2 separate regions of the Mus musculus genome follow, and region 1 is linked to region 2. The links are chromatin loops, found by intact Hi-C in ENCODE. Cell type or tissue: heart. All regions are shown on one strand. Links, peaks and the distances in the headings refer to the core of each region. The heading gives the core; the rest is flanking DNA. Region 1 overlaps Rreb1 (ras responsive element binding protein 1). Region 2 has its middle 15 kb from the start of Gm31600.

Evidence for each region. Hi-C counts contacts between places; a loop is a spot of excess contacts. Peaks named below come from ENCODE experiments on the same cell type or tissue, not always from the same donor. Only the 100,000 strongest peaks of a DNase experiment are listed, where the experiment ranks them.
Region 1: a loop joins it to region 2, with 2.9 times the contacts of the local background. A loop is called at or near these places in 1 of 42 quality-filtered maps.

Annotation. Positions count from the first base shown.
Region 1 is chr13:37,927,916-37,939,280 of GRCm38, reverse strand. Rreb1 (ras responsive element binding protein 1) reads right to left here. Exons shown (of 12, transcript NM_001177869.1): 8 at 10,969-11,158; 9 at 6,792-9,723. Among named protein-coding and RNA genes, the nearest start is that of Gm52041, 33 kb to the left of the region's middle. In heart, for the core only: CTCF peaks have their summits at 3,104 (motif pointing right) and 5,143; DNase peaks (open chromatin) are centred at 4,180 and 4,990.
Region 2 is chr13:37,771,226-37,782,590 of GRCm38, reverse strand. It overlaps a transcript of Rreb1 not described here. Among named protein-coding and RNA genes, the nearest start is that of Gm31600, 15 kb to the right of the region's middle. In heart, for the core only: a CTCF peak has its summit at 4,377; DNase peaks (open chromatin) are centred at 3,020, 3,580, 3,860, 4,210 and 1 weaker place; H3K4me3 peaks cover 2,082 bases; H3K27ac peaks cover 1,788 bases; H3K27me3 peaks cover 1,308 bases.

The sequences.
Region 1 (11,365 bases), core at 2,594-7,593, 160 kb before region 2:
TTAGTCAGTGACATCAAGTAGAAATGGCAGTGAACAGGTATTAATAAATGTCTGTGGCTCCAGGCAAAGAGCCGAACAGATAGATGGTATAATGAGATGGCTGCTCTAGGCAGAGAGCTGAACCATAAGATGGTATAAGATTGCTTTACTTGTCTTACAGGATACTCATATTCTGTCTAACATGGGCTCCAGGGGAATATTGGTTGGGTTTTGTATCCTCTTGGTAACATAGGAAAGTCTTAAGAATAAGCACAAACAGTATTTTAGTTTACTTCAGTTGTTTTGGATTGTTTTAATTTGAACTAGGATAGGGAATATTAGTCACTGACTCCAGAGTAGAGATCACAGTGATAATCATTGCCTGCCTTGAACAAGTATTAATTATCTATTTCTGTGGCTCCAGGTAGAGAGTTCAGCCAGCCATTATACGGGTATTAATAAAATATGTCTGTGGCTCTGAGCCAAACGGAAAGATGGTATAGACTGCTTAACCAGCCACAGAAAGCTCATATTCTGCTAACGTGGGCTCCACAGAAATCTTGAGTATCTTTTCCTGCTTGAAAAGATAGGAAAGGCCTAGTATAGGCACATACAGTGTCTTAGCTTATTTCATTTGTTTTATATTGTTTTAATTTTCAAAATGGGTGTGATGTTGAGTTTTGTGGTTATTCCTCTGGGAGAAAGGCAAAATAAAGGTTTTTTTGGTTACGTCTCAAATTTGGCTGATTTGGGAAAAAGGTTTTGTCTTTGTGGTTTTGGAAAAGGTGATTAAGATCCAGAGTTATATGGATCAGACTTGACAGAGGGAGACCCCCCCCCCCCTGAAGAACTAGATTTCAGAGAATTGAACAAAAATGTTATCTTGATGATACTAACATTTTGCTTTGACATTTATACATTACAGAATATACAGCCTTGGTGAGTTTCTTCGTCAGACATGCTGAACTGACCTGCTTGAACTCCTGATGTCTTGGACTTTCAACCAGATACAGCCAGGACACAGGCATCAGAGACTAAATCAATCTTTGGTGTGGCCTTTTAAAGGCCAACAACTCCCCTATCTCCCCACCCGCACCGATTCAAAATATCTCAATGCCCATATTCAGCCTGAATAAGTTACAAAGAGTCATCGCCCCAGTTCCTGGGCTTTGGGGCTGGAAGTGGTTATTATAGGTTGTCTTTCTAGGGAATTTAGAAATGGTCATAATTGGAACAGGGAGGAAATAGCTAGAATTGATTGTATAGGCATAATCTCATTTGGTAGAAATCATTTTAATTGTTACTAAGTTGAAGTCATAACTTATTTTGATACAGAATTTATTTTGATGCAACATCAAGGTTTTCATTGGTACAAACCTCCTCTATTGATGGTTATAGAATACTCATATTCTGTCTAACATGGACTCCATGGAAATATTGGGTTTTATATTCTCTTGGCACCAGAGAAAAGGCCTAAGTATAAGTTTTTTAGATTACTTCATTTGTTTTGGATTGTTTTAATTTGAACCAGGATAGAATATCAATCACTGACTCTAGAATAGAAAGCGCAGTGATAATCATTGCCTGTTTAATCATCTTCTATAACTGTTATTATAAACTGATCTGAGATGATTACGCCTGTGAGTTAAGGGCCAAATAGCAAAGTCATGGCTCTGAGTTTACTGTTAGAGTGTTTTCAAAGATTTTAATTAGAAATAGTAGTTAAGGGAAGACAGTCCAGATTACTTTACATACATAGCTGGTTTTCAAAAACGTCAGCAATCCACAGAATGTGACATTTAATGTTATTTATTCACGTGTTATTGAGACTAGTCTGCTAGCTTTCCCTGTCTTGGATTCAAAGAAGAAACTGGAGCATCTATGAGTTGCTCCAGTTGTGGCAAGATAGACACTAGGCAAGAATTCTCATTTCATCTACATACACTGTCCAGAGAAAGGACACAATTACAGGTTTAGGACGGCTTGGTTGTGCAGAGACAGAATAGGCTAGTCCTTAATATCCTGTTTTTCTAAGGTTTGTTAGATGATCCTGGCCAGAAGGCTGAAGACCAATGCTTCAATGTTTTGAAGTAAGGGATTGTCCAAGTGATCAGCGGTCTCTATAAATTGGCTAAGTTTTGGAAACGGTGTTAGGCTTCCTATATACTTTCAGTTAATATCAGTCATTCTTGGGTCTCTGATGGTGTTGCAGATTCATAGCCAACCCAGGCTATTTACTTTGAGAGGATGGTTTTCAGATGGCTTACAGTCTAAAGCCAGGACATGAGTCAGGTATAGAATGATTTAAAAAAAAAAAAGACTTATCATTCAGATTTATTATTTTTTTTATTTATATGAGTATACTGTCGCTGTCTTCAGACCACCAGAAGAAGGCATCAGATCCCATTACAGATGGTTGTGAGCCACCATGTAGTTGCTGGGAATTGAACTCAGGACCTCTGGAAGTGCAGTCAGTGCTCTTAACTGCTGAGCCATCTCTCCAGCCTTTTAATTTAGGATAGATGATGGACTGGGTGTTAGGTCTAATCTTGTTGTACTCTATACTGTGAGAAAGGTTTTGTTTTTTTATTAGAACAGAAAGGGGGAAATGTTGTGAATGGCTCTGTGCTGCTTGCTCTCCTCTCTCCAACCTGGAAGCCCTGTCTACTCGCCTAGTGATTGGCTCCTTTATTCATTAGGCGATTGGTTCACAGGAATCCACTTGTGTGTGTGACTCATTACTCATTCCAGACAGCCTCTTCCAGGAAAGCAAGCAGCCCAGAGCCACCCACAACAAACTACAGCACTGAAAAAAGCAGCAGCAGCAACAACCACCACCCATGAAACCAACCAACGACCCCAACCCCAGCAATGAGCAATGGAGTAGAAAGGCATACAAGAGATGTATAAGGATGGGGTGACCAAACAGACAGGAATATTTGCATCAATCCAAGCATACTTAGAGACCTTGGAAAGGCCTCATAAAAATCCCACTATGTGTATAGACAAGGACCCTTGCACACTAGTAGAGGACCTACCAAATGCTTGAAGCACTGAAAACACCCTCAATTATTTTTTTTTAAGATTTATTTATTTATTTCAGACACACCAGAAGAGGGCATCAGATCCCCATTACAGATGGTTGTGAGCCACCTGTAATGTGGTTGCTGGGAATTGAACTCAGGGCCTCTGGAAGAGCAGTCAGTGCTCTTAACCTCTGAGCAATCTCTCCAGCCCCAACACCCTCATTTTTTTTTAAATCTTGAAGTGACCGGGTATAAAACATTTCCCCATGTATTTTTCAAGTGGCTCTTTTGCTTTTCATTAATAACAACAGAATATCTTAAATTTCCTTTGTCTAAAAGAAAGATGGCAGCTTCTTCAGGTCTGGTCAGATAGGGAGGAAGAGAACGGAGAAACAAGGAGCTGGCAGGGAGCTATGGAGAATGCTGAAGCACTGGTTCAAGTACCAGCACCAAAAGGGGTTAAAAAAAAAAGACTTAAGGGCCAAAGGCTACTATACTGGGATTCCTTTAATTAATTATTTTTTATTGGTGCCTCTGTGTGCATGAATACATGTACACCATGTGTGGGAGGCAAGAGAGGGTGTGGAATCTCTTCGAGATGGAGTTACAAGCATTTGTAAGATGTACAACTTACACATGGATGCGGGCAACTGAACTCTGTATTTAATCCAGCCATCTTCCCGACTCCACTAGGCTGGGATTCCAGATTTTAAGAAAATGGTAGGGTTGGTTTTTTTTTTTTTGGTATGAAATAATTTACTTTTTAATTTTCACATGCTTTTGCTGTATTCCATGAACAGTCACATTAGTGCCACTGAAGGACCTCAAACTGACAAGTAACACAATCATTTAAAGCTTATACAAAGCAGAAAATTACTTTTAAAATAGTAATATGCTTTTTGCCTTGCAGGGATGTAAAAATGGTGAGCCTGTTTAGTGTATGTCTGAAAGTCACTAGTGCACTTTACCAATCTGGTAGACTGTGTGTGTGCGCGCGTGCGCGAGTGTATATGTGTGTGTAAGAGCAGCTGTGACCATACTTTTGTATCCGGGGCCTGTATGTCTCCCACCCCAATGTGAACATTAAAGCCACCAGTCATCCAAATTCATTCATGCAGAGCAGTCAGAAAAGGAAGAGAGGCATTATCTGAAGGGCACTGGGAACAAAGCCAGGCAGAAGGAACAAGAGTTTGCTGAGGACAACGGGACCTTGTTTGTCAAGTCCTAAATGGACGAGCTGCAAATGTTCTCTGAAGAGAATCAAGGTTAGAACTAGCCTGGGACACACATGGAGTTTTTGTGCTGACAAGACTGTAGGAGCTAAGCATCTTTGGACTTCCCACATACTTTACCCTCGGGGCCCAGGGTTTCTTGGTACTTTTCTTCTTTTGCAGTCAAAGCTACCACTTAATAAAGTACTTGGGCTGGAGAGATGGCTCAGTGGTAAAGAAAGTGCTGCTCTTGAAGACCCTTTGGTTCTCAGCACCTACATCTGGTAGCTCACAAGCACCTGTAACCTTGGCTCCAGGGGATCCAACTCTTTCTTCTAGCCTGGGCAGTTACCTGCACACGTATGTGCAGACACAAACCCACATACAAAAACATGGATTAAACCTTAGTAAAAGGCAGCTAGGTACAAGTAGCTCAAGTTGCTTTCTATACTGTGAGGACATCTCCCAAATTTAAACGTCAGTGCTTGTTACCCATTAGCAGTGGGGCAGAAGGTGAGATGGAAGAGCCCAGGAGCTGGCAAAGGAGCTCCAAGCACCCATGAGAATGAGAGGGAGCTAGGGGATCCCAGATGCCACAGCTGGAGGGGTTCTCAGAGATTGCACCATCCTGACCCAGCACTGTGAACAAGGAACCAGAGCAAAGGGAAGGAGGAAAAGGTGAGGACAGATACTGCTGAAAGGGACTGGTTGTGTTTGCTGGCACTTTGTCCTCCTGTGGCCTAAAGACACAGGCCGAGATGCTGTGAGGGGAACTGGCAGAGACAGTGCATTGTTGTCTCACGAGGTACAACATGTCCAGAGGGAGCGCAGTGAGCCACAGGTTGGAGAGCTGGAGGAGGGAGGAAATCGAGTGTGTAGAAACTGCCCAAGAGGACATGAAAGATGACAGCTTCCTCCTCAGAGTACATTCTTGGAACCTAACTAAGCAGGGTAAAGAGCTAAAGCCATGTTTGTGCTGGCAGCCAGCAGGTGGACCCCTAGTTGGACATTCAGCAGCTGACCTCTTTGTTCCGTGGTAGGGAGTGGGTAGAATGGAGAAATGGGTTGAGACCAAGTACAGATGCTGGGATAATTCAACAAAGTAGCTGAGAGGATGGAAAGAGACCCTCTCTCATGATGGAGGCAGTTTGCTTAACTACAGTTGAAATTGGGTTTTGCTCAATGCTGTTGGCTGCGCTCTCTCTCTCTCTCTCTCTCTCTCTCTCTCTCTCTCTCTCTCTCTCTCTGTTTGTGTGTGCGTGCACACGTAAGCACACTTGTGCCATGGCTTGCGTGTAGAAGCAAGAGAACAACTTGTAGGAGTTGGCTCTTTTTTCTACTCTGTGGGCCCTGGGGACCGAACAGGTTCAGATGCTCCTACACCAACAGTGATCAAACCCCAGGGAAAGAGGGGACACGTCTCTGGTATCTGCAGATGCCATCACAAATGGAAAAGAAATGGACACTTTGGCTCCCAGGAAGCCTGTCAGTTTGCTGAGAGATGGCCTATCTACACAAATCTTCAGTGGGCGGGGGTGGGTGGGTGGAAATCACAGCATTCCTTCCTGGAGTGTTTCTAGCAAGATCTACTGCAAAAAGATCTGCAGTAAAATTTGAGCATCATTCTGATCAATAAGTAATGTTTCCGTCTGTCCCAAATACTACAAAATACTTGTTGGTCTGAAAAGTCAAATCTTGCCAGTGATCCATATTTTAAACTGTAAACTCCAAAAGGGTAAGGACTTCACTGAATGTACAACAATCGCCCAATCGATCGATGATACAAATCCTGTGATACTATTCAGAAAATTATAATTATACCTTTCTAGATGGCTATTGAAATATTAGAAGCACTAGGCATAAAGTAATTTAATAGATAAGTCTCTGTTCTACACTTCAACTTCTAGAAACTGACATCTGAAAACTATTTCCGGGATGTTGTTTTGGTAATCTAGCTTTGTTAATTAAAACATTCAAATGATACGCAGAATGTTTTCCTCAACAGTTGACAATTTTAGGATAAATAGAACTTTAGAAAAATTACTACTATCAATCATCTAAGTATTCCAAATAGGAAAAAAAGTCAAAATAAGTAAGGGACGCTGGAGCTACCTCAGTGAAGGGGAAAAAATATCCAATCCCACTTTTCTGTATTACATGTGTGGTAGCTAAAGAACTCCATAGAATGTTCAAAAAAAAAAAAAAAAGACGGCACTGAAGATTATCATGTCAAAGCACCAAGCTCATTACATCACTGTTACCTTAATGCAAAGTCCCACTTCTCCGGAATGGCCTCCATACTTAGAAACTCTTGGAACTTGTCAGGCAAAGGTTATGGGGAGGGAAGTGAAGGAGCCTATGACCACTGTCACTGTGTCTGATACATTTATTTACAGATAAGCCTTGGTGGCTCAGACCACAGGCACAGATTATATGGAAAGTAACAGCCTGTGACTTCTGAGACAAAGAATGGAGCATGAGACAAAGGCCCCAAACTTTAGGCCTACTCCTATCCCTACCCATTACTCTTTCCTTTCAAGACTCACCGCCTGGTGAGCCGTGAGGGCCTTCTTACCAGTGTGTGTAAGCATGTGCCGCTGCAGGGAGCTGGCCCAAGGGAAGACCCGGGGACAGTGGGGACAGTTGATCTTTTGCAGGCAGTTGGCATAGGAGTTCCGCTTTGCTCTCAGCAGCCTGTCTTCTGCGGGGCTACCTTGCTCCTCATCAGCGGGCCCATGCTGGTCGGCAGGGGCTCCAGCCACCTCTTCCTGAGTGTCATCCTCTGCAGTCTGCAGAAAGGGACTGAACTTGTTGGTATCTGTGGTGGCCAGCATCTTCTCGATGCTAGCAAACTCCCCACTGGAGTCCAGGTCCACAGCACTGCTGTTGGGGAGGGGCCGGTTTCTCAGTCCCCTTTTCCTGCCCCTCTTCCTCGACGAGGAAGTGGCAGCCGGCCCTTGTTCAGTAGGCAAGGCTTCCTCAGGGCTGCTGGCTGCAGGGGGTGGCTCACTGGATTCTTTAGAGCTTGTGGTGTCAGTGGGGGTGGCGGCAGCTTTGGGGATGGAGCTTCCTGGGCTGTCTGTGGCCACAGTGTTACTGCTGGTGATCGATGGTCCAGGGTCAGCTACCTTCGTTTTCAGCAGAGTAGGGGCCGAGGACACGGAAGAAATGATCTGGGCGATGGAGGCCAGTGGCGGCAGCTCCTCTGTCATCGAGGGCTTTGGCAAGAGGAGGGGGGGCTTTGGCCGTAAGGGCCGAAGCAAGGCTGGGTTGTTCAAGAGGGCAGCAGAATTGCCCAAGAGGGGAGTATTGCTGACGAGCGCGGGGGAGTAGATGGGGACAGCCAGCTGCACGGAGCCCTGGAGGGGCTGAGTGTGGGGCTCTAGCTTGGCAGCTGTGGTGACGGCCACCACCGTGCCTGTGGGGGTTTCCAGGCTCCCCTTGGGCTCCACAGTCACTGACAAGGTAGGGCAGGGTGGTGGGCGGGGTGAGAGCGGCTCGGCTTGCCCAGCTTCCGGTTCCGGTTTCTTGGCGTCACTGGGAACAACTGTGTCCTTGTCTCCTTTCTTGACGCTCTTGGGGATGGACAGGTCAATGGGCTCCATGGAGCAGTCATAGAGGGCAGAGGAGGAGGAAGACGTCAGCAAGGAGGAAACATTTTCCTGCTTCACTTGGACCAGTGCCAGGCCTTTCTGCGAAAAGTCAAGGGGTTCGTTGAAGTCCATGGCAAAGCTGCTGGCTGGCTCCAGCTTGACAGAGATGTGGGAAGGCAGGGGCTGGGTGGGGCTCGAGTGAAGAAAGCCATTTTGGGGCTCCAGGAAAGTGGCGAGGGGCTTGCACTCCGCGAAAGTGACACAGCTGCCCTCTTCTCCTCTGGAAGCGGCATCCGTGGGCGTGTCCGCGGGGCCGAGGCCACTGTTGGTGGCAAGCACGTAGCTCTCGATGTCCTTCTCGGGCACGTGCAGGTGCTGCTTGAGGATGTGATGGATGCAGTTGCGCTTGGCCACGAAGGGAGCGTTGCATTCCTTGCACTCGAAGGGTTTCCGGCCTTTGTGGCAGCCGCCCAGGCCCCGGCTGCAGTGTGTGCGCATGTGGATGCGTAGAGCTCGGTAGTGCTTCAGATCCTCCCCGCACAGTCTGCACACGGTCTCTGGGGCGCAGAAGGCGTCCACCAGCTCTGCGGTGGGGCTGCTCACGTACTCTATGTTCTTCTCAATGTCCTTCCTGGTGGCCTTGAGGTGCTTCTTGCGCAGGTGCCGCTCACAGTTGGCTTTGACCGTGAATGGGTAGTGGCAGATCTTGCAGATGTAAGGCCGTTCCCCGCTGTGTGTGCGGATGTGACGGATCAGGGCGGCTTTGTCTGCAGCAATATAGTCACAGATGTTGCATTGGTAGGGTGAGATGCCCAGGTGGGAGCGAACGTGGGCTCGCAGGACTCCAGAGAAAGCAAACACCTGGTTGCAAAAGCGGCAGGGGTAGAGCACCTTGCGCATGGCGGGGGTCTTCTTGCCACTGGGGCCTGTCATGATGGCCTTGAGGTCACCTTCTGTTATCTCCTGCTTGATCTTCGCCTCCATGTTGAGGGGCAGCAGGGCCTCAATGATACTCTCTTGTTCCAGCTGTGTCTTCATCTCGGGCTGGCCCGGCAACTCCACTCCAGCTTGCTGCAGGAAGAGCTGTGTGGTGGTGCTTGGCTGGATCCCAGACTTGGACTGAAGCAGATGAACATTGGACACTGCCTCCACCGACCCCTTGAGGAACTTCAGGGACTGTGGAGGAAGGCTGGGGCTGATACAACCGGGAGATGCCTGCTGGGCGTTGATGAGAGGTGGGGGCGTGGAGGCGGCTACCACTGTCCGGGGTGTGACCAAGGGCTTTGGCTTCAAAGGAGGCATGTGCTTGAAAATCGCCTGCAGCGGGGTGGCAGGGGCCTTGGAAAGTGGCGGAAGACTGATCTGCGGAGGAGCGGAAGCTGCCATCTTTAGAATCTGTTGGATATCTGCCAGCTCAATGGCCGACTCTCCTGAAATAGGCTTAACCACAATGCTACTGTCTGGCTGGATGATGAAGCCCTTCTGGAAGGGCTGCAGGGACAGATGCTTCATATTCTCCTTGGTAGCTGGGAGGACTGTCAGAGAGCCACCTAAAGAAGCAGCGTCAAGAGGAGACACACTCAGCACGGTGGGGCAGCCAGGCTCCTGAGGTAGCTGGTACTTAAGTGTCTGGAGCTGTATTGCTTGGTTGTCGTCCGGCAGGAGCTCCTCCGCCGGGGCAGGCTTGACGTCTTTGGTGTGCTGCAGGCCCAGCAAGGCCAGGAAGGCCTTCTGTTCCAAGGACTCGGCAGCCAGGGTCTTGGTCTGGAGCTTCTCCCGTCCCTGATCGGCAGGGATGTGGCTCTGCCTGTGCAGGATGAGTGACGACAGCATGGGGAACGCCTTGTCGCAGGTGTCACACACAAACCGGTGCTGCTCGCTGATGCACCGCCGTAGGTTTGTCTCACACCAGGCCTAAGTGGGACCCACAAGCAAAAGCAAGGGAAGAAAGGTGAGGATTGAAACACGACCGTGAAGGAGATGTGAGAGGTGCCTGCTGTTAGCAGCAGCCGCTTCCATTAACACAGAGTCAACTTTTCGGAGTGCAGATCTGAGACTGAATTCGGGAAAAGCGAGGGAGGGCGGCCCTGGCCTACAGCAGGCTAAGGACAGCCATGGATGTACTCCAACACCAAACTGTAAAGTGGCTTAAACTATGAAGAGATACTTTTCTCCTGTCACTCAACTGCACAGTTCACAAGGGTGAGCTCAGTAGCTAGCAGTGTCAAAGGTTGGGCACACCTGAAAGAAACCTGCTTGTTTGCTCAAGGACACCCTCTAGGATAGACACAAGCAGAGTGAAATAACATCATGATGGAATTTGAAGTAAGCCTTTGGAAATGGGGGAGTGCTGACACTGGGGGACACAGCACAAGCCAGCACCCAGCAGACTGAGGCAGGAGGATTGCCAGCTCAAGCAGTACCAAACAAGCTAAGAGGACAAACTAGGATGCCTTCTTCACAAAATGGCTGCTTCCATGACTGGGGGAGGAGGGATCAATCTCCTGGGACAGCTGTGCATGTACAGATGTATCAAGTCCACTGCACTTGAGACTTATTTATGTCAAGAACTTATATGTGGATACTTCCTATCTCAAATTTACACCTGAGAATACTAAAAAGTAGTTCTGGTAGTTTTTGCATAGGCAGGGAACTAATCAGTGCATTAGTTGTTCAAATTCGTAAAGGTCCAAGGAGCTGCAGACACAGGTCAGTAGTTAGGAGAGCCTAAGTGTGGTTTCCAGCACCTATATCTGACCACAACCACTTTACAACTTCAGCTCTAGGGATCCAATGCCCTTTTCTGGCCTTCACAATCATCCATCCCCCCCCCCCCCCCCACACACACACTTGGATTTGAAAAAAATCCAAACCATTTTAACAGAAACTGCTACAAATACCTAGTTGTGATCTATGTACTAAATATTATAACAGGGTAGTAGTGACAGGAGTAGTAAGTACTCAACTTTCAATCTCAAAGCGTGAAGTATGGGCAAAAGGTCCTGATGAGGTAGATTCACATGAAAACTCAACTAAAATAAAAGACCATCAACTCCTTAGCCCAAGAAACCCAAGAGCCAGGCTGAATTTTAGTGAAATGGTATTATACAAAAACAACACCCCAACTCCCATCCTGGCTGACTAGGTCTAGCACCATACCTGAGAGATTCGAGGAAACTTCCTACAGGAGAAGTCAGTAAACCCTAAATCATGGAAGCCAGCAGGAATCGAAGGGTTGTTCTGGATAAAAGGTCTTCCCATGGCATCTCTGGGAAGCTGCTTGTGGACAAGTGCATTGTGGCGCAGCAGTCCTCGATGTGTGCGGAAGGTGACGCAGCAAATGTCACATCTAGGAGAAGAGAGTAACAACCATGAGGAGACGGCTCAGCGTCTCCAATGGTCTGTTAGCTTTATTGCTTCATTTTAGCTGAATAAAATAAAAATAAGGCATAAAGAAGTCACGTTACCAGTGTGCTCCACTCTCCGCTTGGTTTTTAAAAACAAGACTTCTCTGTGTAACAGCCCTGGCTGTTCTTGAATGTACTGACCAGGCTGG
Region 2 (11,365 bases), core at 2,253-7,252:
GATCTATCTCTTCCAGCAAAGCTGCTCAATTCAGATTCCTGGGGTGCGCTCTGCAACTTTCCGGCTCTTGACTCCCAGGCTTAGAGCACGAGGAATGCTTTTTCCTTTCTAGCTATAAAAGTCATGTCTATCCTTTAAAGCCCAAGTTTCAGTCATAAGACCATCCTCAGAACTACTTCCTGACAGGTGCCACCTGTCAGCCACCACACAAGAACATTCCCAGCACCCTAAAGCAACCAAGCCCGAGCAAGGGTGTGGGCTTTCTCCATCCCCTTCCGGGTACCTTCAGCAGCCGCCTCTGAGAAGGTGAGCTTGGCACTTGGCACGTCACAGTGCCCCACCCCTACCCAACCTAGTATGCTGTGCTCTCTACCCCTTCTGGAATTTCCAGTGGTAATTTTTGTCCAGCACCCTCACTGGTAGCTATTCACCAGCTGGTGGTATGTATATGTATATATATATATATATATATATATATATATATATATATATATATATATACACAAACACACACACACACACACACACACACATATATATATAGTGTGTGAGTAGGATATACACACATATAATATATATGCACATATATATTGTACGATATCTTTTATATACATACACAGGTATCAGTGAGTAGATTGCTCCTAGCACATTATCCAACATATGTGAAAATCTAATATAATGAATAGGAAACTTTTACCCTTCCCTCCCCCCAAGGGTAGCTGGCTTACTGTGTATACTGTATAGTTCTGACAGGCTGGGAACTTGCTATGAAGATCAAGCCAGTCTCAAACTCAGAGATCTGCTTGCCTCTGTCTCCTGAGAGCTAGGAGTAGAGACATGTGCCACGGGACCTGGTGACAACTTAAAAAAAAAATCTTTTCCACTACTGGAGAACAAACCCAGGGCCTCACCAATACCAATAGAGCACTCTGTCACTGAGCCATATCCGAAATTTGCATAAATCATCATCATTATTGTTATTATTATTTCTTCTTCCTCCTCTTCATTCTCTTTCTTTGTTTCTTTCCCTTTCTGTCTTTTCTCTCTCTTTCTTTCTCTCTCTCTCTTTCTCTCTCTCTCTTTCTTTCTTTCTTCCTTCCTTCCTTCCTTCCTTCCTTCCTTCCTTTCTTTCTTTTTTCTTTCTTTCTCAGAACTCATTCTATAGACCAGTCTAGCCTCAAACTCAGAGATCCACCTGCCTCTGCCTCCCAAGTGCTGGCATCAAAGTGCTACCACATCCAACTGCATAAGTGGTTTCTTTAGGACGAATCCCCTAAGTACAGGTATGAGACCTGCTGGAGCCACTGAGATGACTCAGTGAAGGAAAGTGCCTGCCACTAAGGCTAATAACCTGAGTTTGACCTCTAGAATCCCCATGGGAGAAGGAGGGAACCCCATAGACACCATAGCACACATACCCACACAGGTACACGAGCACAAATAAATGAGAGAAAAATATGTTTTGAGTCCCACTGCTAACTCTTTCTTTTACTTGAAGTTCCTATCGGTTTTTATGGAAAGTCTTCTGCTATGAACCAAGCTTTCAAAGGAAAACTATCTCTTGTGTAGAAATAATTCTAAGTGCTTTTTTTCAAGTTTCCAGAAACCCTTAAAAATAATAACTATAATTTTCCTACAGACTATAAGAAGGTCTGCCATATGTAACTTTAAATAAAGCCCTTCTATAGCTTATGCAAACATGCTGTGTGCATATATAGCATGCAAACATGCTGTGTGCATGCTGAAATGAAGATTTCAACACCCAGTCTTGGGGCTGGAGAGATGGCTCAGTGGTTAAGAGCACTTGCCACACTTTTGAGAGGACCCAAGTTTAATTCATGTGGACCTGCATGTCTGCTTACACTCATCCACTATTCCAGTTCCAGAGCATCTGACACCCTCTTCAGACTCCTTCGGGTCTCAGGAACACACGTGGTACACATACATGCATGTAGACAAACACACTCGTATGCATAAAATTAAATTTAGAAAATCCTTTTACTTGAATAGAGGCTGGCTATTCCAATGACTACCAAGATTGCCATTCTACTCATGAGACAATACAGCCAAGGTCACCTAGGCAAAATAATAATAATCTGGGCTGGCAGTATGGCTAAATGACAGACTGTGCTGAGATCTGCAAGACCCTGGATTTAATCTCCAGCATTAATAGAAGTGAATAATAGAGCTGGATGTCATGGTGGCATATCTGTAATCTCAGAGCTTGGAAAACAGAGCTAAGAAGATTGCTACAAGTGACAAGCTAGCCTGGTCTACTTTGAAAGTTTCAGGCCAACCAGGGTTACTTCAACCCTTTCTTATACTCTCCAGCCAGTAAAAATTAAACCCTATTTTGGTGTGTGTGTGTGAATAAAATCTCTACAAAAGTCTTCACAACAAAATAATCAACCTCCTTTTACATGTTTAGAATATGATGCAATTTATAACGATTTTTCCCCCCGGTTTGTTTTTGCTTCTTGAGACGAGGTGGCCTTGAACTCCTGATCCTTGTTCACCTCCCAGGCATGTGCTATCATATTCAGCTCAACTTCCCAGGCATACTCTTCCAAAGCAAGCTCCATCCTGACCCACGTGGGCTTCTTTGGCAATAAATGGAACTTGACACGAATTCCCAAGTTCCTGGGTGACCTAACTCTGAGGGTGGTGCTACTATGGATTTCTCAGCACTTGGGTTCCTCACTCCTGTCCCTCCTCCTGTGACTCTGGTCCACTGGGCAAAGCCAGATGGAAGGAAAATGGGGCAGAAACCAGGAAGTATTCAAGACAAGTCTGAGTTAACAAACTCAGCTAACAATAAGTCTCCCTTCTGCAGGTACAGCGTGCCTTTCTTCTCCTCCTCCTCCCCGCCCCCCCCCCCGCAACCCACCTCCTTTCCTTTTTCTTTTCTTGTCTCCTCTGCCTTCAACCCCAAAGCCCATCACTTTCAAACCTCCGTTCTCCCTTCCTCATCACGTGCTTGGGGTGTGAGCCGCTCCAGGGCCCAGGAGGGAACTCAACAGCTTCTGCTTTGAGAGGACTGGACACCACCCCGCCCCCGTCTTCCCCCTTTAATAAAGGCCCTTTAATGTTTGTTTCTCAGGCTTTCCCCAAAAGCAAAAGTGTGACTGTCCCTTGTTCCTTTCAACTCGAGGGTATCAACTTCAAACCTTTGCTCTACTTAGCTACTGCTAAGAACTGTGGTAAACTGATGTCCTCTGAGGCAGTGAAAAAGCAAACACGGAACACAGCAGAGCCCCACCTCCTCCTCAGCTTTCCATTCTGGCCTCCTAAGCTCAACTGTAGTCTTCTCCACGGCCAGGCTCACCTACAACGTTCACTGCATCATTTCATCCAAGCCAAACCCGGTTACTGAGGCAACTAAGTTTTTCTTCCCAATGGCTCACAGAGAAACACATCCCTCGGGATCCCCTGGTAACCGTCCACTTATAATACTGGGGAGCCACAACAGCAAATGACTCGCTTTCCAAGGCTGGAAGCTGGCTGCCTCGGGCGGCCACGGGAGGGGTGTGCATCCAGTCACATTCCTGACCCACTTTCGCATCCCTTCCCTCCCCCTCCTCTTTCTCCTACTCCCAGGCAGGCCGCGAGAGCGCCCGCGCTTGGAGGAGCCACCCGCGAACACTCCCTGGACCACGGCTGGAGGGTGCACTGGGTGGCTGTCACTGCGGGGGACCCTGAGAAAGCCCGCTCCCCACCCCCTTCACCCTCTACTCCTGCGTGTGCTTCCTCCCGGTCACATGAGCTCATGAGCACCTGTTGGCAACTTCAGTCCCAGGCCGAGCCTCTTCGCTCGTCTCCCCATCCCCCCTCCTTGCCCCCCTCTCGCCCCGGGTAAAGCCCCTTAACGAGAGGGTGTGGGGACGCCCATTGACTCCCGTTTGCATACCCGCTTCCCTCCCTACGTAGGGCTCAGGGACCCATGGGTGAAGGGGACCCCGCCCCCACCCCCTCTCCCCCAGGCGGAACGCAGAGATGGAGTGCGCCCGCCCCCCAGCCGGACTGCTCTGGAAACCTGGGTTTCTCGTGGGCGCGGGGAGGGGATGCAGCCTGGTTCTGGCGAGGGCAGGTAGCGGGCGATGACCACTGGGTGTGCGATCCAAGCCGCCGAGTCCAGGAAGGGGGAGGGAAGCAGCCTTCGCAGCTGCAACTTCTGAGCCTGCCCCGCAACTCAGCAACTTTGCCTGCGCCGCGCGCCCCTCCCCCGCGTCACCAGGCCCTGGCGGGGGCTGCGCGTTGCCAGGGTCGAGGGATGCGGGCGATTGGGGAAGGGATATGGGAAATGACACAACTTCATCGTAGTTACATTACAGGGAGCACCTACGCGCACCGAGGCCTTGAGGAGAACGCGCGGTACTCTCATCGGCCCGCCAGGCGGTTACTGCTAGGCTCCTAGGGAGGAAGAGGGAGGAAGGATGGCGGCAAAGCCTGTGAAACTGTGTAGGGTGGATAACTAGGGAGAGGACCGCGCGAGGCGGTCCCCAGCAGCGAGCATCTTGCAGTCCGAGGCAGTGCTTCGGTAACCGCGGTCCAGCTCGCATAAATTGTTAAATTGTTCTCCACCCGACCCCATCACCGCCACCCTCCACGCCCACCTCTTCTAAAGACAGACCAAGGTGAAGAAGGAGGCAGCGGTGTGATCCGGTCTGTGGGGCGGATGCTACTGTGTAGGTGAAGAGATCATTGGTCACCTGATGCTTGTTAAGGGCTCAGAGGACAGCATGAGGCACCCTCTAGTCCCATCAGCCACGGGGGGTGCTTCAAGGAAGATGAAATCAGAAATGTCTGAGGGGGCTACACTGATGTGTAGAGATCCTGGGCCAGTTTGGGATGATACCTAAAGTTCTTAAAGTCAGGCCCCCAGGGGAGGTCGCCCCAGGTCGGGGTGGGGTGGTCCAGCCAGGAGGAAGAAGGGTGTAAACTGGAGGCCTGGACCATATTCACTCACTTGAGCAAAGGCACCGGAAGAGCCCAAGTTATCAACCACACCCAGGCCTTGGAAGCCAAGCTGGCTTCTAAGTCTCCTACCCGCCACTCATACTTGATCTGACTCACTGCAGAGTAACTGGCGCTCTACGCCTCAGCCGCTTGCCTGTAAAGCTAGAGATTTAATGGTGGTGTTATGAAGTTGAGTCACTCTGGGTGTGGGGAATCTTCGGAAGCAAAAGGGTCATTTCAAGTGAAAGTAAACTGCTTCATGGAGAGGTTTGTCAATAAGCTGAATGGTTTAATTACATGCCATCTTAATTTAAAGAGATGTGCATGATCACCGAGGCCAGCTGGACAGTTCCTTCTGATGTATACCTGGAAATTACTCTTTAACTCAGTCAATTCATTTCCTACTGGGAAATACCTCTATACTTTTCCCCTGGAAATAATTTTGAAAGCCTGGGACCAGAGTGTGGCTTTCCAGAGTTGTCCCAAAGATCCTCAGTATGCCATAAGTGATACTCACAGGGTGGGTGGGTGAGTGGGTCGTGTCAGAGGTCATTATACCACATCTTATCCATTCCAAATGCACTAGTTTTAACATCTTAGGTTTAACTGCACATCTCCCATGGCTTCTGCTTGCTGACATCCTGACATTAAGTTTTCATTTCACTGGCTTTCCCTCCCACTGGTCCATAAAATGAGGAAGTTTGATAAATGCTGAGTTAGGCAGTTTAAATCCAGTTTATTTGTTATAAAGTACAGTAGCTTTATCACAAGACCTGTCCATCTTCAATGCTGGAAGGGACCTGCAAGTCACCCAGTAGAAATTAGAATGTGCACTTTTTATGATGTAAAAAAAAAAAAAAGGCCTTCATTTGTTTGTGTGTGTGCATTGGAACTTGTGTGCACATGTGCATGCATGTGTATGTGTTCATGGGTGTGCACACATTTGAGTATGCATGTGTATGGTTATAAGTGTGTGTGTCTATGAGTATGCACACATAAATGCACACATGTGTATGAGTGTGTGCATGTATAAGTGTGTGTGTGTGCGTGCACATGTGTGTGTGTTATTGTTTAGGGCTAATAATTCATTTAGGAACTGTCACTTCTAAGCCCCTACAAGATTTGAACATAGTGAAGAGGAATGCTTATGTGCCATCAGGAATTATGAAAAATCATTTTAGTGTCATAGTAAAAGAGAAGTAGGAAGGAAATGAGTTTTTAAAGAACTATTCAAACAACTGTTCCCATTCAGTTCCCATCAGGGTTGTCTGTTAGGAGCTGTGAGTGTTGACGGTAGGTCAGGAATTCCATGTATCTCAAACCTATAATCAATGCCACCCTGCCTCTTGCCTGATTTTAACTTAGAGAAGGTGAGAAAATGGCTTTATTTAAATTTGACTGGCTTATTGAACTGAGAGTTTGGGTTGGTGGTAGAATGCCTGTCTAGCAAACATCTAGCCTGAATTGATTCCCCAAATCCAATAAAAAAAGATTGGCACTAAGCTATTTACAGATGGCAGTGACTTAGTTGCCAAAAAAATCTATTGTCAATTGAAAGTCTTTTTTTTTTCGAGACAGGGTTTCTCTGTATAGCCCTGGCTGTCCTGGAACTCACATTGTAGACCAGGCTGGCCTCGAACTCAGAAATCCGCCTGCCTCTGCCTCCCGAGTGCTGGGATTAAAGGCGTGCACCACCACGCCCGGCCCAATTGAAAGTCTTAAGTAAGAAAAAAAAAAAAGGCAGTTGTTTTGTTTTTGTTGTTTGGGTGGTTTTTTTTTTTTTTTTTTTTTTTTTTTTTTTTTTTGAGACTGGGTTTCTCTGTGTAATATCCCTAAATGTACTGGACTTAGTTTGTAGAACAGGCTGTCATGGAACTCACAGAAATCCACCTACCTCTGCCTCCCAAGTGCTGGGATTAAAAGCATATGCCACCATACCCAGTCTTAAAAAGCAGTTTATATGGACACGCTAGACAAGTGCTGCCCAGGCCTCAAAGATGCTTTATCAATTTTATTACATTTTTTTTTTTTAATGGGAGAGGGCTGGAGAGTTGTCTTAGAAATCAGGAGCACTTGTTGCTCTTGAGGAGGCCTGGGTTCACAACCCTCTGTACCTCTAGTCTTAGGGGATCTGACACACTCTTCTGACCTCTGCGGACACCTGGCATGCATATGATGGCCATACATATATACAAACATGCAGGTAAAACATTCACACATGTAAATAATACAATTAATAAATCTTAACAAATAAAACGGGGAGGAGATCCGAGGACCAGCTTACACTCAGGCATTCAGACTTGATAGCAGGCATCTTTGTTCCGTGAGATCTTTTCAGTCCCTCAAAGATGCCCTTTGCACACCAACCCTACCTAGTATCACAAGCCTTAGACTAGGATTGGGCCAAGTCACTTAACACCAGGCCTATCTTACATTTGTGTGTGTGTGTGTGTGTGTGTGTGTGTGTGTGTGTGTGTGTGTGTAGGCCACAGGTCTGAGGACCATGTTGCCCTTGCCTTTCACCTGTATATGGATTCTGGAGATTGAACTCAGGTCACCAGGCTTGAGTGCCAGTCACCTTCACCTATGAATCCCACCAGTCCCCAAAGGACAGCTTCTACTGAATGTCAACTGCTCCATTAAACCACTGTAAAAAAAAAAAAAAATGTAAGTAAAAATATTGTGAGTCCAAAATTTTCCCCAAAGAGTGTTAGAGACAAGTGTAAAAATGGTAGTGAATGAATAGGAGAGGAGAGGAGAAAGAGAGAGAGAGAGAGAGAGAGAGAGAGAGAGAGAGAGAGAGAGAGAGAGAACCTAAGAGCAAGTAGACCCTGTGGCACCAGTCTTTAAGGTCTTTAACTTCAGCTATTCAGGATGCTGAGGTAGGAGGATCTCAAACTCAGATCTTGTATCCAAAAAAAAAAAAGTAAAAAGAGGGCTGGTGTAGATAGCTCAGTGGTAGAGTACTTTCCTAGCATGAGCTAGGTGCTAGGTCTGATCCCTGGTACTGGAGAGAGGAGAGAAAGTAAACAGGGATGGAGAGATACACACCTTACAAAGAGAGATGAAATTACAAGTAGAAAAGAAAAATGCCCACCACTCGTTCCTTGCCAAACATTAGCAGCAAGGTTCTGTCTACTTGCAATGTTTTCACATGCAAGTAATATTTTATATTTTAATTATGAAATAGAAATTGTGTGTTTACATGCATTGGCTCATTTTGCTGGGCAGGGTCCTCTGTAAGGTAGATGGGACAATGATATGAAGCCCCAGATTACGGACCCCACCATTTATTTATGTAACAGGCATAGCTTGAGGACCTACCAGTCTCCAGAGGTGACACTGAATTTTATCACAGAGAGGACTCTTTAAAGGTTTGTCTTGTAGGAAAGATCTTGTCCAAAACAAAGAATTGCAGTTCAGTTAAGATAGTGAAGCTTAGAAAGGCCAATGAGCAACTTAAGGGTGCTATTGGGCTGGTTTTGTTTGCTTATTTATTTGCTTATTTATTTATCAAGGCAGGTTTGAGTGTGTGTGTGTGTGTGTGTGTGTGTGTGTGTGTGTGTGTAACCCTAGCTGTTCTGGACCTCAGTCTGTAGACCAGGCTAGCTTTGAACTCACAGATCTGATGGCCGCTCCCTCCTCAGTGCTGGGATCAAAGGCATGCACCATCATGGACAGGGTTTGGTTATTTGATTGCAAATGATACAATGTCTCCTGCAATAGATATGTTTTTAATCTTTGCAAATAACACCATGACATACAGTATAACCAGCCAGTTGTCTCTGCATCCATCAGTCAGTACCAAAAGAGGATTGGTCCAAGTCTTGTAGGCCAGGCTATCTTTAAACTATGCAGGGCAGGGTGATGTTGAAATTTGACTCCTGGTTTTCACTTCCAGGGATCTGGAGTGGAAACTCCCCCCCCCCTTTTTTTTTCCTTCAGAGCTAGAGATCAAACCCAGGGCAAGCACTTTGCCAGCAGGGCTCCCCCCCCAGCCCTTTGTTATGTACTTTCAGTCTGGGCTAGGTGTCTTGTAACAATGTAAATGCTATTTAAAAAGCTGTTACATAGTATTGTTTAGAAAACAAGGACTAGCAAAACAGTCTCTGCATATTAAGTACAGCTCTGTTAATTTGGGGATCCCCCCCTCAGGTGGTTGAATTTGTTGACAGGGAGCACAAGATATAGAAGATATAGAAGGTAGACTTTTAAAACAAAGTTAAATATAATATCAAACACATTGAATCTTAAAAAGGAAGTGGGCAGTGGGGTGCATGCCTTTAATCCCAGCACTTGGGAAGCAGAGGCAGGTGGATCTCTGTGAGTTCAAGCCCATCCTGGTCTACAGAGTAAGTTCCAAGACAGACAAGGCTACACAGAGAAACCCTGTCTCACAAAACAAACAAATAAACAAAACAAAAAGGCAGAAGGAAATTTCAAGGTTGTTTGGACTACCCTATTCATTCACTTTGCAGCCTTTGCATTGGCATACAGGGGAGAATTTGCTCAGTTAGGATGTAAAGTTAAATAGTGGTTATTTGAGATTAGCATCAAGATCTCCTGACCATGCTCTCTGTTCTCAGGGGCTGCCTTGGTAATAGGCCCTGAGGAACGACCCTCTGCAGTCTTGTTGCTACTGCTGTGTAGAGTGTGGGTCTATCTCAGTGACGGCAGGCGGGGATTGTTGAATTTGTGATAAAGTATTCCATGACTAAACATTTATTTAAGGAAATGTTCCTAAGAGGAACTGCAAGGGGATTTCAGCTCTGTGAGTTCCTTAAAACAGACACATGGCACCTTGCAACTGTATGTATGAACTGTAGTTCCAGAGAATCTGATGCCTATTTCTGGCCCCCATGGGCACATAGTGCCCATATATCCATGCAGACAAAAATACTGATACCCGTAAAGTAATAAAATAAATATAAAACAAAACAAAATCCACCACCACCACAAGAAACCCAGCTACTGTCCGTAAAAGTTGAAGGGAGAGCTCAGCTCAGCGGTGTTGGTGCACACCTTTAATCCCAGCACTCCAGAGGTAGAGATAGATGCAGAGGCAGGAGGATCCTCTGAGTTTGAGGCCAGCCTGCTCTACATAGCTAGTTCCAGGACAGTCAGAGCTACACAAAGAAACCCTGTCTTGAAAAACAAAACAAGGGCTGGAGAGATGGCTCAGCAGTTAAGAGCACTGACTGCACTTCCATAGGTCCTGAGTTCAAATCCCAGCAATCACATAGTGGCTCACAACCATCTGTAATGAGATCTGACTCCTTCTGGTGCATCTGAAGACCACTAAAATGTACTTAGATACAGTAATAAATAAATCTTTAAAAATAAAAAGAAACTGAATTTTAGTTTGTTCATCTGTCAATGTGATTAATAAATTCTAAAAAAGAAAAGAAAAACACAACCAACTCACAAGCAAAACAACAACAATGTTTAGGATAGAAGTTGAACAAGGTGATACATGTCTGTAATCCTGGCACTCAGGAGGCAGAGGCAAGAGGGGAGCTACAAGTTCCAGGCTAGCCTAATTTATTATACATTGAGTTACAGGATAGCCTGAACTACAAAATGAGTTGTCTCAAAAGAGGGGGAAGAGAATGAAGTATGGGAGATGGCTCAGTTAGTGAAGTGCTTGCCATGAGTTTGGACAACCAGCACACGGGTTCAGGCCAGGCAATACTCGGGGCGCAGAGACAGACAGATCTCTATGAGTTCAAGGCCAGATAGGGCTACACAGTAAGACCCTGCCTCAAAATCAAAACAAATAAAATTGAGTGTAGTAGGTCTGAATCTGTAACTCCAACGCTGAGGGGAGGTGTGGAGAAAGGTGTATTCCTGAAGCTTATTGTCCAGATGGTTAGTGAGGGATCCTGTCTCAGAGTGTAACTAGTGGAGAGAGACTAAAGGGGAGAGCCAGTATTAACTGCTGGTCTCCGTATGCGCATGTATGCACACATGCCTGTTTATTCATGTGCACAACACCCACTCATACACACAACCACAACATATAGCCTATACCTACTTTTAGGAAGAAAAAGGGAAGAGAAGGCACATCTGATATTTTTAAAAATACATTTAGGGAATACTGATTATACTTTAGAGAGCATTAAGGAATTATTGTTGCTGATTTAAATATTGGTAAGTTTGTGATTATATTTAAAATATAGTTCTCATTTCTTAAACAGTAAAATATTTGCACTGAAATCCTGTGCTATCTGTTACTAAAATAATCTAATTTTGGGGTTTTGGGTGAGTTAGAGAGTGAATATAAATGATATGTATATAGTTGTGGCTATCCTAGAACTTGCTATGAGGACCAGGCTGACCTTGAACTTGAGGAAGTCAAGATGTTTATCCATGGAGTGCTGGAAATAAAGGTGTGTGTCATTACATCTAG